Linked DNA regions of Mus musculus: region 2 is linked to region 1. A link is a contact called in ENCODE Hi-C or POLR2A ChIA-PET data. All regions are on one chromosome and are shown on one strand. The core of a region is the stretch at or near the end of the contact, and the rest is flanking DNA. Distances in the headings are between cores, read along the strand shown. Region 1 overlaps Ctnnd2 (catenin (cadherin associated protein), delta 2). Region 2 overlaps Ctnnd2 (catenin (cadherin associated protein), delta 2).

Region 1 (7,960 bases), core at 2,193-4,692:
GCCAAGTCCACCTAGTGGTGCTTCTATGCACACGTAGGGATAACCACTTAGGATTGAATTTGCCAGGAGCTCAGCCATGGAGAGAACGAAGCCTCCCTCTGTCAGCGGTCTGTAGCTCTCCATCTAGGGCTGTGGCTGTGTGAGATTTCCTCCATCCTCACTGATGTGTTGGGATGTCAACTCATTTTTCAGGTCATGTTTAGGCAGCCATGCTGTTGAGAGTTCACGGGTGCAGTTTCCCTGTCACATAAAAGACATGGTCTCCTAGCTGATGTCCTGTCTTGTCCTTTGACTCTTACAAACCTACCACCTCTCTCCAGCAACAACCCTGAGGCCTTAAATGGAAGGGCTGCTTTACCATGTGGGGCTACGCATAGCACAGTCCTTTAGCTATGCATTTTGATGTGTTGTAGGTCTCGACACTAGCTTCCATTGAGAATTCCATCCATGCACACAATGTTTTACAGTTGTACCCCTTCCCCACCTTCACAGCTATTTGTCCCGTCCCCTTCCCAGAACCCCGCATATCCCATCCAACTTCATCTCTGTCCCCTTCTCATTTGTTTGAAACCCAACCCAACCAGTCGGGACAGTGCTGCTCATACGAGCATAAATGTAGGGTCATCTACTGGAGCATAGACAACCTGCCAGGATTATACCCCAGAAGAACACAGATCCTCCATCCCTCGCTAAGAATTACCTTTCAGCATCTCCTGCGTGGAACCCTTTGGGATACTCTCCTGTTCATGCTGAGCCTGCCTTGATCTTACTAAGGTCTTGTGCAGGCAGCCACAGCCTCTGTGAGTTACTGTTGGGATGTCCCTGTTGTGGCTAGAAGACACTATCACATAACGCTCTTCCCTATTCTCTGACTTAGAATCTTTCCATTCCTTCTTCCATGATGTTCCTGAGTATTGAGAGGAGGCGGTGGAGTACAGCTCAGGACCGAGCAGATCAAAATCACTTATTCTTTGTATTGTGACCGATTATATAATCTCTGTATCAACCTCCATTCACCACTAAAAAGACAGCTGCACTTAAATTAGGCACATTTATCATTATTCATTAAAAAAGAATGCCCTCTCTAATGCCATTGTTAATATAATAGAAGGCCATTATTTGTGTCATAGAAGACATAATAGAGTTTATTGTAAGCAGGGGACTCCCTATTCTTAATGTTTCCGCCATTATCTTCCTGTGTGAGGCTCTCCCACCACTCGCTAGCCAGATACAAGGTCATAGAGATATTAGTCAACAACAGAGTGGAGCCTCAGAGGGAAAATGTCTGTGTGCTTGTCAGAATTTTTAGGATCAGTACCATCTACCTCCCTTGACAGACTGTTATCAACCCCAGGACCCACTTCAGATGCCCAGAACCAGATGGTCTGCCATTGTTGGTTCTCAAAGTTTGGTGGAGACTTCAATCACCTAGACAGCTTGTCCTACAGAAGTAGCTTGGCCCCCACCAGTGATTCTGTTCTATTCAAGGCAGTGAGGCTGTTGTTTGGTAAATAGACAGCGCACTCTGGAATCCACCACTCTGAGATCTGGTTCTCATGTGTGTTGGGCATTGCTGGGAAGCTGGCTTACTTAGCTGATGCTTAGGTACCACCATCAAAGGCTCGGAATTAAATGTCTAGGGTAAATCTTAGCTGTTCCAATATTTTTGAGAAGTTCCCTGACAATTTTCACCTATAGTTTAGTTTCAGAAGCCCGGTCTCTTATGGTCCTGCTAAGGGAGCAACTCCACGCTTCTTAGTTTGATATTAGACCATAGCAATGGGATTCAGGAAGACACAGGAGTTCTCCAGAGCTTGCACATTCTTCAAACTCTCAAAGCCAAAACCTCAGGCCAAATTTATGAATCACTCCTTCATTGATTGAGTAAACGTCACTGCAGTCTCTCTGTGGATCAGGTTCTCTTGTGGTTGCTAGAGAGACTCCTGTAAGCAAGCGCATGGAGCTCGCATCCCACACCTTGTGGTAAGCTTAAAATAATTCCAGTTCAGATTGGGATATGTAATGCACTTATGAAATTTATATTAAACATATACATTATATATAAACAAATGTGTGTAGTAGAAATACACATATATACCTCCCACAGAGAGTGTCTCTCAGCAAAGAGTTGTCTCCCTCATAAAATGCTGTGCTTAGTGTGTGTTTGTGTACACGTGCATGAGGGTGCATTGACATGTTCTACTCATGTTGGGGTGGGGTCAGAAGACAGCCTCCCTGGGTTTTGTACATCAACACTACAACACCCCAACACCCCACCCTCCCATCCCCTACCCCACCCCACCCCACCCCCACCCCCACCCCTTGGCCCCCAAAAAAGTCTCTCTCATTGGTCTTGACCTCTAAAAGAGAGACTAAACTGGCTGTCCAGTAACAGCCAGACTGCCTGCCTCCCTAGTGCAGTGTAGCACTAACCCCTTTTGCCCAGTGAAATGTGGGTGCCAGGGATCAGGCTTAGGAGACAAGATTTTACTAAGATGTCTCCCCGAGTCCCAACTTGTTCTTAATTCAGTATCTTGATGCTTCCTCGGTACATCCTCAGTGTTTCTCCAGACAATTTGGAATGCTGTGTGTGCTCAGATAAAGTGCCCAGCCTCCCACTTGCCAAATACCACCCCAAAGGGCAGAGGTACAACGGAAGTTTCCTGTGGAGAGCATCTATCAGCTCTTCTTCCCCCCTCCCTTCATTTCCTTGCTCTCTTCCCAGCCCAACCAGCATTCTTCCTTCCATACCCTTCCATGACAGCTTCTCTCTCACACAGTGTGAGATGCTACTAGCTTTTCACACCAGGGACTCCCCCAGACCCTTTCTCCTGCCCTGGGTGAAGCTTGGAGAATCTAGTCATTCTGCCCATAAGTAGATGACAATTGGGTATTTTCATTCTAATGCAGATTTGTCTCTGAGCAAGATTAGAGGAAACTGTCTTTCTAACTCCACCCCAGCCCTGGTCTTTTGTGTTCTTGTAAGTCAAAGAAAGCAACTGGCTTTCAGTCGAAAGACACAACAGCAGAGGTGTTGTTCTGAGACATCTAGAGTACACTTTTAATAACCAGAAAAGGAAGCACTTTTAGTGTTTCCAATTTTAATTGATCTGTTTCCTCTAGTTTTTTTTTTTTTTTTTTTTTTTTTAACTGAAAAACCAAGCTTACTCTCGTGACGTAGCACTTTTCCCTCCGTTTAACTCTTGACCAAAAAGTCTTAACGGCAAGACAGCAGAATAAATTCTAAGTAGTGCATCTTTTATGTCCCGGTCTAAGTACGCAATTCGGTCAGTTTTCGGTGGCTGAAAGTGTGTCTCCTGGAATAATGGGAGCGTTTAATGCCTGGAGTTTTCATTAAAGCTAGCAGAGAGAGAGAGAGAGGGCGTTCTGAGAGATCACCGGTTGGGTGGCCTTTAAATGTTTCTCCTGTGACTAAAACCTCTTGGAACTCGGAGCAGACGCATGCCTCTCGCCTCTTTGTCAGCGGGCCTCTGCTAACCCGCTCCTTTCCCTCCTTGGAAAGGAACCGGGCTGGGAACGTGCTGGGGCGTGGGTTCGCGTCCCTCTCCACGCGTAGCCTGGGCGCAGAAGTTGTCTTCTGCAGCCGGGCGGGGCGGGCGGGCGGGCGGCTGCTTCTCCACCTCTGAGCGCGCCTGTTCTCTGCTCTCCCTCCCGGCACAGGGCACGACCGGCCGCGCGGGGCACCTGGCGGGCTCCGAGCCTGCGCCACCGCCTCCGCCTCCGCGGGAACCGTTCGCGCCCAGCCTGGGCAGCGCCTTCCACCTGCCCGACGCGCCGCCCGCCGCCGCGGCGCTCTACTACTCCAGCTCCACGCTGCCCGCGCCGCCGCGCGGGGGCTCCCCGCTGACCACCACGCAGGGCGGCTCACCCACCAAGCTGCAGCGCGGAGGCTCGGCCCCCGAGGGTGCCGCCTACGCCGCGCCGCGCGGCTCCTCGCCCAAGCAGTCGCCCAGCCGCCTGGCTAAGTCCTACAGCACCAGCTCGCCCATCAACATCGTCGTGTCCTCGGCCGGCCTGTCCCCGATCCGCGTGACCTCGCCCCCCACCGTGCAGTCCACCATCTCCTCTTCGCCCATCCACCAGCTGAGCTCCACCATCGGCACCTACGCCACCCTGTCGCCCACCAAGCGCCTGGTCCACGCGTCTGAGCAGTACAGCAAGCATTCGCAGGAGCTGTATGCCACCGCCACCCTCCAGAGGCCGGGCAGCCTGGCAGGTAAGGGGCTGGGCGCTCTGGTGTGGCTCACATGGACGCTTGGCGGGGAACCAGGGAGACTGGATCCAAGCAGCAGTGCTGGGCATGTCTTGGGTCCAGTTTTCAGATTCCGGGGCTGTCGGGTTGTCAGGGATTGTCTGGAAAGACTGTCAGCGTCTCTCTTCAGGTGTGCCTATCATGTGGTCTGTCTGCCTCTAACACCTGACTGCCTTCCCTTGTCCCTCCCTAAAGTCTGAAGACTTAAACCCAGCAAGGAGGTTAATTTAGTAGGACCACACAGACCTGTTGCTTACATGCAGAAAGAAATCAAGTAGCTCTCCCAGTGGGTATGATCAGTATTAGTTGCCACAAAAAGTTATATATTTTCCCCCCAAATCAGATTCTGAATTTACATAGGTTGCAGCAGCAGCAGCAGCAGCAGAGTAAAAGTAACCAACGGGAAGCATCTTCAATGGTTACCTACTTCATTATAGGGGCTCAGCGGGGGACGGGGGTTGTCTGAGTTGGAGAGGCTGCTTTCTTCTGCCAAATCAGAAGAGGTGACATTTCTGTGGTGCCTGTCCCTATTACAGACCAGGCTGAGCTGGCGACTGTGCTGTCAATGCCATATGCTCAGTTTAAACAAGACACTGTGATTGAAAGACTAATGCTCCCTCCTAAGACACCTGACATGTAATCTGGATTTATCGCCTATTTCTTTCCTTCTAGAAGTATTTGGTAATTTTGTGACTCTAGTAACAGATGCTGTGCTCGTATGCTTCTTGTCTTGACACAAATAGATGACTGTGAAGATAAATAGGATTAAAAAAAAAAAAGGGAACTTGTCACAGGCACAAGGCAGGTGGCCAAGGACTTCTTTAATTCAAACACAGTAATCACCAGCAAAGACTAGTTAGCTAGTTAGCTGGTTAGCTGGCTTAGTGGGATGCAGGCTGGGATATGCTGCCCACAGGACTGTGCTCGGTTTGTTTGCAGAGAATAATCTGTCTCACTGCTGTGCCTGGAGAGTGGGATTTTGGAGGTAGCCAATCATTAATGCCCAGCTATGTCTTCTAAGGTAGCCACTAGTTTGAAGAGCATCTTAGGAAACAGGCAACAAGCTTTATGTTTATGAGATCATACCAAGAATCAGAGGGGTGAGAGGTCACCCTGGTCATCCCCCAGCCACCATAGAGAAGATGCAAGGAGTTAGGGGTCTGTAGACTTCTAAAGCCCATTGCATTTCTGTGTTTGCCTGGTGGAAAACAGAAGGGTGGTTTTGTTGTTGGTGGTGGTGTTTGTTTGTTTGTTTGTTTGTTTGTTGAGGGAGGGGGTCCCACCTCTTCCCTCACCTGCTGATGTGTGACAGACATGTGCTGTCACACTGTATACCTGTGGGGAAGCAGAGAGTGGCCAGATAGCAGAACGTGTAGAATTTTGAGGAAAGGTTTAGGGAATGGAAATACAGTTACCAAGAATGCGACCATTCCTTGCATATTTTGAAAATGACTTATATTCTAAGGGCTGCAAAGAATGTTTCAAAGGCTTTGATGGCAGTCAGTCGGGGTGGGGTGCTGGTGCTGATGTTGGTACTGGTGCTGCTGGTGGTGCTGGTACTGGTGCTGATGTTGGTGTTGGTACTGTTGTTGGTGCTGGTGCTGGTGTAGTGTTGGTACTGGTGCTGGTGTTGGTATTGGTATTGGTGTTGGTACTGGTGCTGGTGCTGGTGTTGGTGTTGGTACTGGTGTTGGTGCTGGTGCTGGTGTTGGTGCTGGTACTGGTGCTGGTGTTAGTGCTGGTACTGGTGCTGGTGCTGATGTTGGTGGTGGTGCTGGTGTTAGTGCTGGTGCTGGTGTTGGTGCTGGTGGTGGTGCTGGTATTGGTGTTAGTGCTGTTGCTGGTGTTAGTGTTGGTGCTGGTGCTGGTGCTGGTGGTGGTGCTGGTGCTGCTACAGGTGCTGATGGTATGTATACAGTCACATTTCTTTCTGTTAGAGGTGAAGGCTTCTCCAGTCAGAAAGAGAGCTCTAGTTGACCAAGACATTCCCATCTGTTCCTCATATTTTCTTGCCATATTACATTTTTGCTACCTAGTGAGGAAAAAATATTCAATATGCCATCAAAGAGACATAATTTTAGAGTTGCAGTGAACATTTTAAATGTTTGAATTCATTTGTTTAACATACATGTTAAAATATTCATTTAAAGACTTCTTCATGCAAATTGCCACTGGTGGGTTTGAGTTCAGAATTATCCTGTCAGAGTATATGAAGGATGGATTCGAGTAAGATCTCGAGTTCCATTTGGAAAATCATGACCCATGGCCAAAGAGAGTTATCAGAGATGGACTATAGTATGTGTGAGCTCACAGACAGCCAAGCTTACATACCCTGCATCTGATGCCCTGTGTTTGAATCTCTTCCAAGTATCATAAAGTTTGGAGCCACCTGGCTTGCCAAATGAAATGGCAAAATATATATATATATATATTGAGATTACAGAATAGATTTTGTCTCAGTAGAGCTGTGAATCGGGAGATCTGTTACTGACAACCAGAAGTATCGGTAGAGGATAGAGATGCTCACTGTCAGCTAAGGTCTCAGGTCTTCGCTGTTCTCTCTCTGTATACCACCACCAAGTCAGTTGCTAGAGACAATACATCCCCTGAAAGTTCCCGACTCCTCTCAAACAGAGAGGACAGAAAATACAATACTTTCAACGGGGTGACTCAGAAGGTGGCTTTTGAGTCTTCCCTGAAGTGGTGAGCCAACCAGCCCTGTGAAGACTAGGGAAGGGCGAGCTCAGAGGCTGGGGACTGGGAGTGTGCCTGCCATGCACAAAAGGGAAGCTCTGAGCAGGAGGAGGGCTTGGCCCTTGCTGAGGTTGGATAGATTCCGGAGGCCTTACAACACAATGAGGGCAGGCACATAACTGACATAGTCTGGCTTCGTTTGCAGCAGGCTTACTCTGACTTGATATGTTAGCAATCTGATTCAGGGATCAAAGGCAAAATAAGGATGTCCATTGGGCGTGATTACAATAAGCTAAGTTAAAGTTAACCTCGGAAACAATATACTCACACTGAAGGTGATGAACAATAGGGGTGTGTGCATGTGTGCAAGCGAGCGCACGCACTCACACACATACACGGATGCTTGCCACTGTGATTTTTGTGAACTAGGTGAAAAAGGTAAGAAAGAAGATCAACAAGAGAACGGAGTTTCAGTGACACAGCTGGAGCACGTTGCAGAAGCACCTGCATAGGTTTAGGAAGTGTGGATAGACACTAAGGCCCAGCTAGTTACAGAGGATGGCACTCTGCCAAAATCCCAGCACACACACCTCATAGAAAATTGGATATATGGGTCAGTCTTTTATCCAGGACTTGTTTTCTTAGCTAAGAGCTTGTCCAGGGTTTCAAGTGCTGTCGAAGGATGTCAGGCTGTCAGTTTCAGAAAGCACTTGGGCAGGAAGAAACATATCCCCCTCTCTACAACATGATCTTCCCCATGACTGAGCTTGGTAGAAACAAGGCCAAGATTTCAGAGTTGTCACAATCTGGGTTAAACTCGGAAAAGTGTTACGTTTACGAAACTCAAGGCATTAGACACTCAGGGTTTCTTAGTATTACTTCTTTTCTTGTGCAATTATACATCTTTTTATTACACAAAGCTGAGTGGGAACCAGTTTGCCATCCTTGGAGGTCCCAAACTTTCTGCATATTAGCTGTCTACTCCATGTTGCA
Region 2 (7,960 bases), core at 1,831-4,330, 94 kb after region 1:
ACCCACTTGTTAATTACACCTAGTTTTATAAATAATATCATATTCTCAAAGACATACTATGATCCTTTTCAATGTATCATCTAAGTCCAATAGTCTCTGTTCATCAGAATATAAAATCTGATAGCAATGAAGCCCCCGTGGATTATGAGATTATGCTCTATATCAAAGCAGACAATGTTACCATTATCGCTGCTGTTTTTATTTTGTTTGTTTTCTGGAAATATGTAATATGTGTGGACGTAAGGAAGGCAAATACTCAGAAAAATCACTAATTAAAATTAAAATCATAAAACTTTTTTCCTCTTAATCTAACTTTACTCTTTAAAAGAGATTATTGCCCACCTTCTCAGACAGTTAGTGGTCAGTACACACTCACACAGGTCACATGTATTCACACACACATCCATGTAAGCATTTGTTTGTATTTTTTTCTAAACTGTAAACTTCAACTCATTCAAAGGCAGTGAAGCCCTTTAAATAATCACAAAAGGTGATTCAAAATTGATTTAGAACCGCATAAATAGAACCTTTCAGTGTACCACTCCCACTAGGTTATTGGTTTTTACTTAATTATACGTTAACAAATGTAAGATTGGGCAAGTTGAGCAACAGTGTTAATATTTCATATTTAGCTTATCCGTTTAAATACCTTAAAACATAAAGCTAAAATACTAAAACATGCTCCTTTTCTTAGCTTACATGTTTTAAAATCTTATCGCCAAGTGCTAAGGCCTAGTAATTATTGGAATATTACTTAACACAATTTAATTAAAATAAAAATATTTTTTATTTTGGTTAAACATGGTACTTATGCCAGCTAGTATTTGGTTAGCTCTTGTCTACTAGTGTGTTATTATTGGAGGCTTCTTATCTGCTGTTTTAAGCTTTCTCACGATAATAAGGAATAAGGATTGGGTTGCAATAATCCAATAAAGCCACACAAAGAAAGTATTAAGAGACACAGCCCAGAAGCACAATGCTGGTTACCCATTTAAGGAGAAAGGAGCTTGATCCCTCCTGAAGCTGCTTCTAACGGTGCCCTGTACTGAAGCCGGATCCTGTATTTTCCATGAGCTTTGCATTATCTTTGGTTTCCCAGACATGTAAAAATCCGTCTAACCAGAAATGTGACACTGGAGAAGGATAAGAAAATGTGAAATTAAGCATTAGAATATCAGGTTTATGTTCCCTTTTGTACTACATTGTTTTCCTTGGACATACTTAATGGTCTTACAGAAATACAATCATATATCTGACAGCCCATGTCACATGTTGTATGGTGTATTTCTCCAGCAATTAGGCTTACTATAGATTGATTATATAGCATACCACTTCAGTGTGTGAGCCTCTGGGCATGCACATGAGTATCTGGATGTCAGAACTTCAGGGGAAAAAAAAAACCATAATGGAGAAAACCCCTACTGTACTCACAGTTTCTGCTCATGAGCAAAATAAAAATAAAAATGACCCCATTTAGAGGAAGTCCCTAAAGGAACTAATTCAAGTATATCCTAGTATTCATGGAAAGTTGACTCAAAATTGAGGGCATAGTTCAAATTTCGTCCGTTTCATTGTGGAGGTTTACTTTCTGATTTTGGTTCAGTGGAAAATGTTTTGACATTAACTGCTGCGTGGAGAGTATTCCCAGGATCTACACAGTCACACGGCTCAAGATTCCACGTCTAAAATTTGCATCAGTAGATGGTTTTATAATATGGAGTTCGGAGTGGGTATGTGGTTCTGAACATGTCTGCCATTTGTGGGGCATGGGGATTATTCCTGTAAGAATCATTCTGTAAGGAGCTGCAGAGAGCAAGTTCAGACAGTAACTCTTTCCAACAAGAGGTGTTTTTTTTAGATATGTATTTACCCTTTGCAGACTGTATGTATGTGTTTATGTATGTATGTATGTATGTGTGTGTGCGTGTATATGTTCATATACATACACATGCACATACACATACATATAGTCTCTGGTCATACACATGAATAGTTGGATGTCAAAACTTCAAGAAAAAATGTAATGGAAAAAATCCTACTAGGTTCACATGTGCACATGTGTGTGCATGCATGTGTGTGTGTGTGTGTATACACAAATATATATATATATATATATATATATATATATATATATACACATATACATATACATAACTTTTTAAAATTAAATGTTTACTAAAGCTCAAAGAAAGCAGTAGAGTATGAAATGCATCACCGAGGAAAGCAAACATTCGTAGTTGGTTTCTCTCCCCAGTGACCTGTGAGCATGTTGCTAGCAAGCACTTGCAATAGTGCAAATGTTTAAAAGAGTCAAAATACACACAACTCAGTGTCATGGAAATTGGATATTAAAAGGAAAAAAAAATAATTTCCAGGACAGGCCACCAATGCAAGTGCTTACAGGCTTCTGAACTCTCAGTGTTGAAGTGTATTTCTGTGAGAAAAAGTAAAGATCATAATGATATCAATGGGCCATCATTTTATAGCACCTTTTATGTAACATTTTATATGTGCTTCCTAGGCCATTTTAAAAGTTAAGGAAGTAGAAACGTGACAGAATTGACTCCTTAACTCACTCAGTCTATTCCTCAGAATTATAATTATTAGGGCTTTGAAGATAGCTTGGTTGATAAAGGGTTTTTGACCCCAGTCAAACTGATGAGGTCCAGGGAAAAAGGAGATCCTGTCTCAAAAAGAAGGTGAGCATCACTGAGCAGCAACGCCCGGGGTTGACCTTTAACCTCCCCATACACCCGCATACAATGCGCATGCACCTCTGAGCATGCTCACACACATTTACTGAAGCCTTAGTGGTTTCTTCTAGATGCTTCCATGCGTGCATTGGTCGCCATTAACGGATTTGCATGATTTACCTTCTCAGTGCCTCTGGAAGAGCCAATGTGCAGGACACAGAGGAGACCTACACTCTTGTTGCCCCTTCATGTCTCTGAAGACCCAATTCGTCCACCTTCTCTGCATCCCACCTTCAATGGTGACCATGCTGACATTCAAAGCAGCATTTTCTGGAACTTTACAGCCACTGCTCAAGCATTTATAACTCCTTTGCAGGGACTGGGATTTTTCTGTCCCACCATGGGGATTTCTTCCTTCTCTCTTGTACACGACTTCACATTCACCACCGTGAGAGTAAAATGTCTCTTGTTTTCTCTGAGTATTAAATCCATAGACATAAGAAAGAATCTCGCTAAAATGTCCCCACTGGTGAGAGCCCTTTTTTGTTAAGTCCTTTTACAGAATGTTCGTGGGAAACATGACATTTATGTCGCAGGTTTTCTTTTTTGCTTTGCTTATTATCAGGACAAACTTGTCACACACGTACCAAATGTATGCAGTCTTTTAAATTTTCATGGTGGGAATTTGACATTTCAGGTCTGAGCAAATGGGTTGGATCCTTCTCTTTGTTAATCAGTCTCTCACAAGGGGGCTGTACGCACGCAAGAGAGCTGGTGGCTGGTAGAAATCTCTTAAAGTGCTTCTTTATTTGTGTCTCAGTTAACGACTGGTGACATCTAGTGGTCACTGGTGGTGACTGGGTTTGTGGCACTCATGGCTATGCTGGAGAGGCACAGCCAAAGGAAGCTGTAGTATTGGCGTTTGCAGATGGAGGTAGTCAGTTCCCAGCATCTAGTGATGCTGTTCTCTGCCCATTAGCCACCACTGTAACTACTGAGAGCAGGCCCACAGCTGTACGTGCCTCGGTAGACAGTGGCCTGTTAGGGGAACTCCATTCCCCCCCCCCCCATCCCCACACACTCATCCTCTTCGATGATGAGGATTCATCGCTCACAGAAAGCAGTGTCAGATCTGCTTGGCGTATCCGTGGCAGCTAAAAGTAGGAGGCTTGGTCTCCTCTTGGTGTTGTTCTCTGGAAGAGATTCCACATGGGAAGCCAACCTGCGATGGCAGCTTCTTTATTAAATATGTGCAGTGGAAATTATGCTAATTATGCTGGAGTGTAATTATAGACTAGGAAGATTCTCTCACAGTCTGACTTGAATTGTTGTAGATAAATGTGCATTAAGTTAATAGTGTGCCGCTAATTGTGAAAGGTAAAGGGGAGGCAGAGATGTAATCAGTTACTCCATCTTTTAAAGATGCTTGGTCCCAGGCAGAAGGTACCCAGAAAGCCCAGGTATGGGGAAACCCTGCAGTGAGTGTTCTTCATCCATTTGGGTACACAGTTTCAATATGGCACAAAAAATAATCACTGGTGACTGGTTAATCAATTTAATTCCACTAGTCTGTGGCATTCACTACAGAAGGTAGTTACATGCTGTGGCAATTAGCAACTGTAAGTTCTAAGTATGGTTATGGAGTTAATTTTTTAGGCTTTATGCTTTTTTGTGCGTATTTCTGATAATTATGGAAATGAGAAAAATACCCATTGGCACAACTTCAAATGTTCAGCCAAAGATGTATTCCAAGAAACAAATTCTACTTACATGTGACTACAGAATCCAAGTGGTCTTCAAAGTTACCAGTTCCAAGAATGGCATTGGTGGCCTGCTGCGCTGACATGAAGGGCACATCAGTTATCTATATCTGCCAGATAAAGATTTCTGAAACCTACTAGTAAAGTGGCACTATGAAAGCCCCACCCCAGTACCAGCTAACTAAGAGGAAAGCTTTAAAAGCTAGCATACATAGGGAGAATGATGAATGTTTCTGCAAGTAGTATCAGAAAATGTAATGTTTACATGTCTTCTGAGAATGACTGATATCCAGCCAAATACTGAAGGGGAGTTTGGGGAATTCCTCTATGAAGGGAACAGAGATCCGACAGATCCAGCTGTTTAAAGCATTTGTGCTGACAACAGAAAAGGCCACACCTGTAAGTGCTGGCAGAGGTTGACCCCTGTGCAGGGAAAGAAGAGACGTCGTTGTGGGAAAGCATATCCATTTCTAGTGATACTACTGAGCTTTAAAGACGTCCTTATGCTAGCTTTACAGCTTGAAACCCAGTGGAGTCCAGGAGATGTACACCAGGCTTTTCCTGATTTCTTTAATAGACGTTTAGACTATCTTCATTGTACAAGCAAATGCATTTCAAGATAGTAACCATATCCACCCCATTGCCCTCTGGCATCCTACTCCCCATTTAGTGTATGTTTGCAGGGGGCAGGGAGGACAAAGAGGAGAGGTGGGGGTGGGGAGAGACCTATATTCCACATATGAGAAAAAGTGTCCTATTTGTTTTGTGAGTTAACATGATGATCTCTGTCTCACCCATTCTCCTGCAAATGGCGTCTTTCTCTCCTTTTGGGTTGATGGTTCTCCACTGTGCACACGCACCTCCCTTTATCCACCCCCATGTGTTGATGGTACCTAGACTGATTCTGATACCTGTCTGTTATAAATAGGGTGGCAGTAAACATGAATGTGAGGGTATCTATGTGGGCGATGATTTAGATTCCACTGTGTGAATATCCAAGAGGAGCATAGCTATATAACGTGGGAGATCTTCCTTCTTCATACTGAGAAACCTCCAAACTGACTTCCATACTGGTTGTGCTCACAGTGCCCCCTGTTGTCTATCTTTCCGATGATAACCATTCAGACCGGAGCAAGATGGAGCCTCACTGCAGTACCAGTGTGGTTTTTCCTGTTGACTAAGGATGCTGAACACTTCCCACCTTCTCGTTGGCCATTTGTAGTTTGTGTTTTGCGAATGATCTGTTCAGTTTCTGTTTTCCTATTTCTCTCACTCACGTTCTTCTTCTGGTCTCATGCATAAAGTGTTTGAAGCACGACCAGCCATCAGCTTCCATTTCTCATTCCCTAGATCTTCTCTGGCAGTGTCTGTCAGTTCTTTAGGACATTTGCACTAATTTCTTTTCTGACGTGATAAAACTTAGCCTGGACTTGTTTTTATTTTGACAAGCCATTGAATTTCTCTTTTGCTGAGGACAATAAAGATATCAGAAGTACTTTGGAAAGTTCATTGGTTAATGAACATGCATTTGATCAAAGTGGGAAATTGTTCTTTCCTGGATGATCATACGACTGAGTGGCTACACCAATGAGTTCAGCTGATAGATGCCCAGTACTGTGTGTAAGCTGTATGATTTCACAGAAGATTTTTGCCTTTCAATCTCAGTTCCCTCCCCTGTGAACACTATATAACTTTCCCAGATAGCTTCAGCTTATGTCAGCAAATTACAGTATACTGGCCAAATCCGCCCCACCTGCTGTCTGTTTCAATAAAGGTTTATTAACACAAAGCCAGGCCCATTTGTTTGCATCTGTCTGTGGCTGCTTTTCTGCCACAGGGGCAGAGTTAAATAACTGTAACAGAGACTTTGTGCGGGTAAAGTCTAAAATACTTATTATTTGTCCACAAGAAAAAGACTTCTTCATATGTGTAAATCTTATGCATGTACATATGCATCTGTAGTATAGTTATTAAGTCTTCATCATGGACCTGACACATTATAAATAATCTATATATGTTATCCATTAAAGTATCTATTATTATAGTTTCATTAAATCTAGTTTAACTTACCTGTTCAAAGCTCAGTTGTGGAGGGCATCAGATGAAATAGTATGAAAGTTCTCAGAAAAGTATGTAAGTTTAAAATATTTCTCTTTGAAAATATTTTATAAACTAAGTTTTCATTGCTTTTGTCTCTTAGTTAAGCAGATTTGATAGTTAAAATATGTGTGGTGGCACTTGTACAAGTATGTCAGGCACTGGCCTGCTTAAGTCATACTGCCAAGTTGGGTGGTAGAAACAACAGGATTTCTTATCTCACACTCTCAAGGCAAATGTCTGAAACCAGGGTGTCAGCATGGTCCTTCTGTCTCCAAAGGTTCAAGGAAGATTGCTTCCAGTTTAGGGAAGCTACCTCCTCCGGCTCCCTGGGCAGAGGAGCCTGGCTTTCCTTGGCCAGGATGTGTCACTGTAGTGTCTGCCCTGAACTCACATTGCCTTTTTCATCTGCCTATCTTCAGGAGATCTGGCTCCCAAATCCCCTCTTGAGAGAGAGGTACCGGTCACTAGATCAGAGCTCAGTCACACCGTTATGATATATTAACTTAATGTATCTACAAAGTGCATTTATCCACATAGGGTCAAATCCACAAATTACAGGGATGCAGATTGCAACATGGCCTTCTGGGTGATGCTATTCAATCTGCACCCTGAGGAACTGTTGTTCAGAAGAACGACGAAGAGTTTTAGACTACATGTTAGATCAAAACAAATGATCAAACTAAGCATTTCAGTCAGGTAGCCTGATAACTGAAAAATAAAGGCTGATGAAAATCCCGTTAGCGACACGTATTTGTAAAAGAGTATCTATGTTTCCTTGACTGGAAGGTAAAGGTGAGGCTATGGATGAGAAACAATGAGAGAGAATGTCACTTTAGACATGTGGGTACAAAGAGATATTCAGAGCAAAGTGCCCTTATCCACATCCCTGAGCCACACCTCACAACTGACAATGCCCCCACATCTGGCCACTCCCCCACATCTGATCACGCCCCCCGCATCTGGCCACATGTCACAGCTGGCCACGTCCTGACAGCTGGGTCAGTTTCTAACAGAGACACATGTGCAGACTGGAGAAGACACATCCAAACACATGCCAAGGGTGGAACACTGTGTGCTGACAGAATAAGATGGGAACACTGTGGGTCGGGAGAGGCGCGGTGAAGCACTAGAGCATACATGGAAGACCTGTGTTGGAATGTAAAAGCTCTCAAAGTGACTCGGGATGGGCTCTGCCACAGCGTTCCTGTTCCTCGATCCACCAGGCTTTCGATATCTCTTGCCAATTCTTCCTCTTTCTTCTCTCTCTCACTCTCTGCTCCTCCAGCACACATTTGAGATTATTTTCTTTATTGAGTCTTGTTTTCTATCATTTCTTGACAGTTTCCCATTTGTGAAATATAATTTCTGAACGTCCTTTTTAATGACCTTCTATGTTCTTCTCCATGA

The links. A loop is a pair of places that touch in the nucleus more often than their neighbours do. ChIA-PET counts read pairs that join two places held with the same protein, here RNA polymerase II (POLR2A).
Region 2: a loop to region 1 is called in a map of left cerebral cortex, with 2.5 times the contacts of the local background. The contact joins two enhancer-like sites. A Hi-C loop is called at or near these places in 1 of 37 maps with a recorded cell type or tissue (left cerebral cortex). POLR2A ChIA-PET finds 5 or more read pairs at or near these places in 1 of 5 experiments (embryonic stem cell).

The regions. Positions count from the first base shown.
Region 1 is chr15:30,643,088-30,651,047 of GRCm38, forward strand. It overlaps Ctnnd2 (catenin (cadherin associated protein), delta 2), which reads left to right. Exons shown (of 23, transcript NM_008729.3): 7 at 3,682-4,237. Among named protein-coding and RNA genes, the nearest start is that of Gm31841, 36 kb to the right of the region's middle. Within about 2 kb of position 3,443, at least 1 of the 3 ENCODE cell types and tissues checked has a DNase peak (open chromatin) inside an H3K27ac peak, as active enhancers do; it is left cerebral cortex, where a contact is called at or near this core.
Region 2 is chr15:30,737,377-30,745,336 of GRCm38, forward strand. The region is part of intron 9 of Ctnnd2 (catenin (cadherin associated protein), delta 2); the gene reads left to right. Among named protein-coding and RNA genes, the nearest start is that of Gm41283, 58 kb to the left of the region's middle. Within about 2 kb of position 3,081, at least 1 of the 3 ENCODE cell types and tissues checked has a DNase peak (open chromatin) inside an H3K27ac peak, as active enhancers do; it is left cerebral cortex, where a contact is called at or near this core.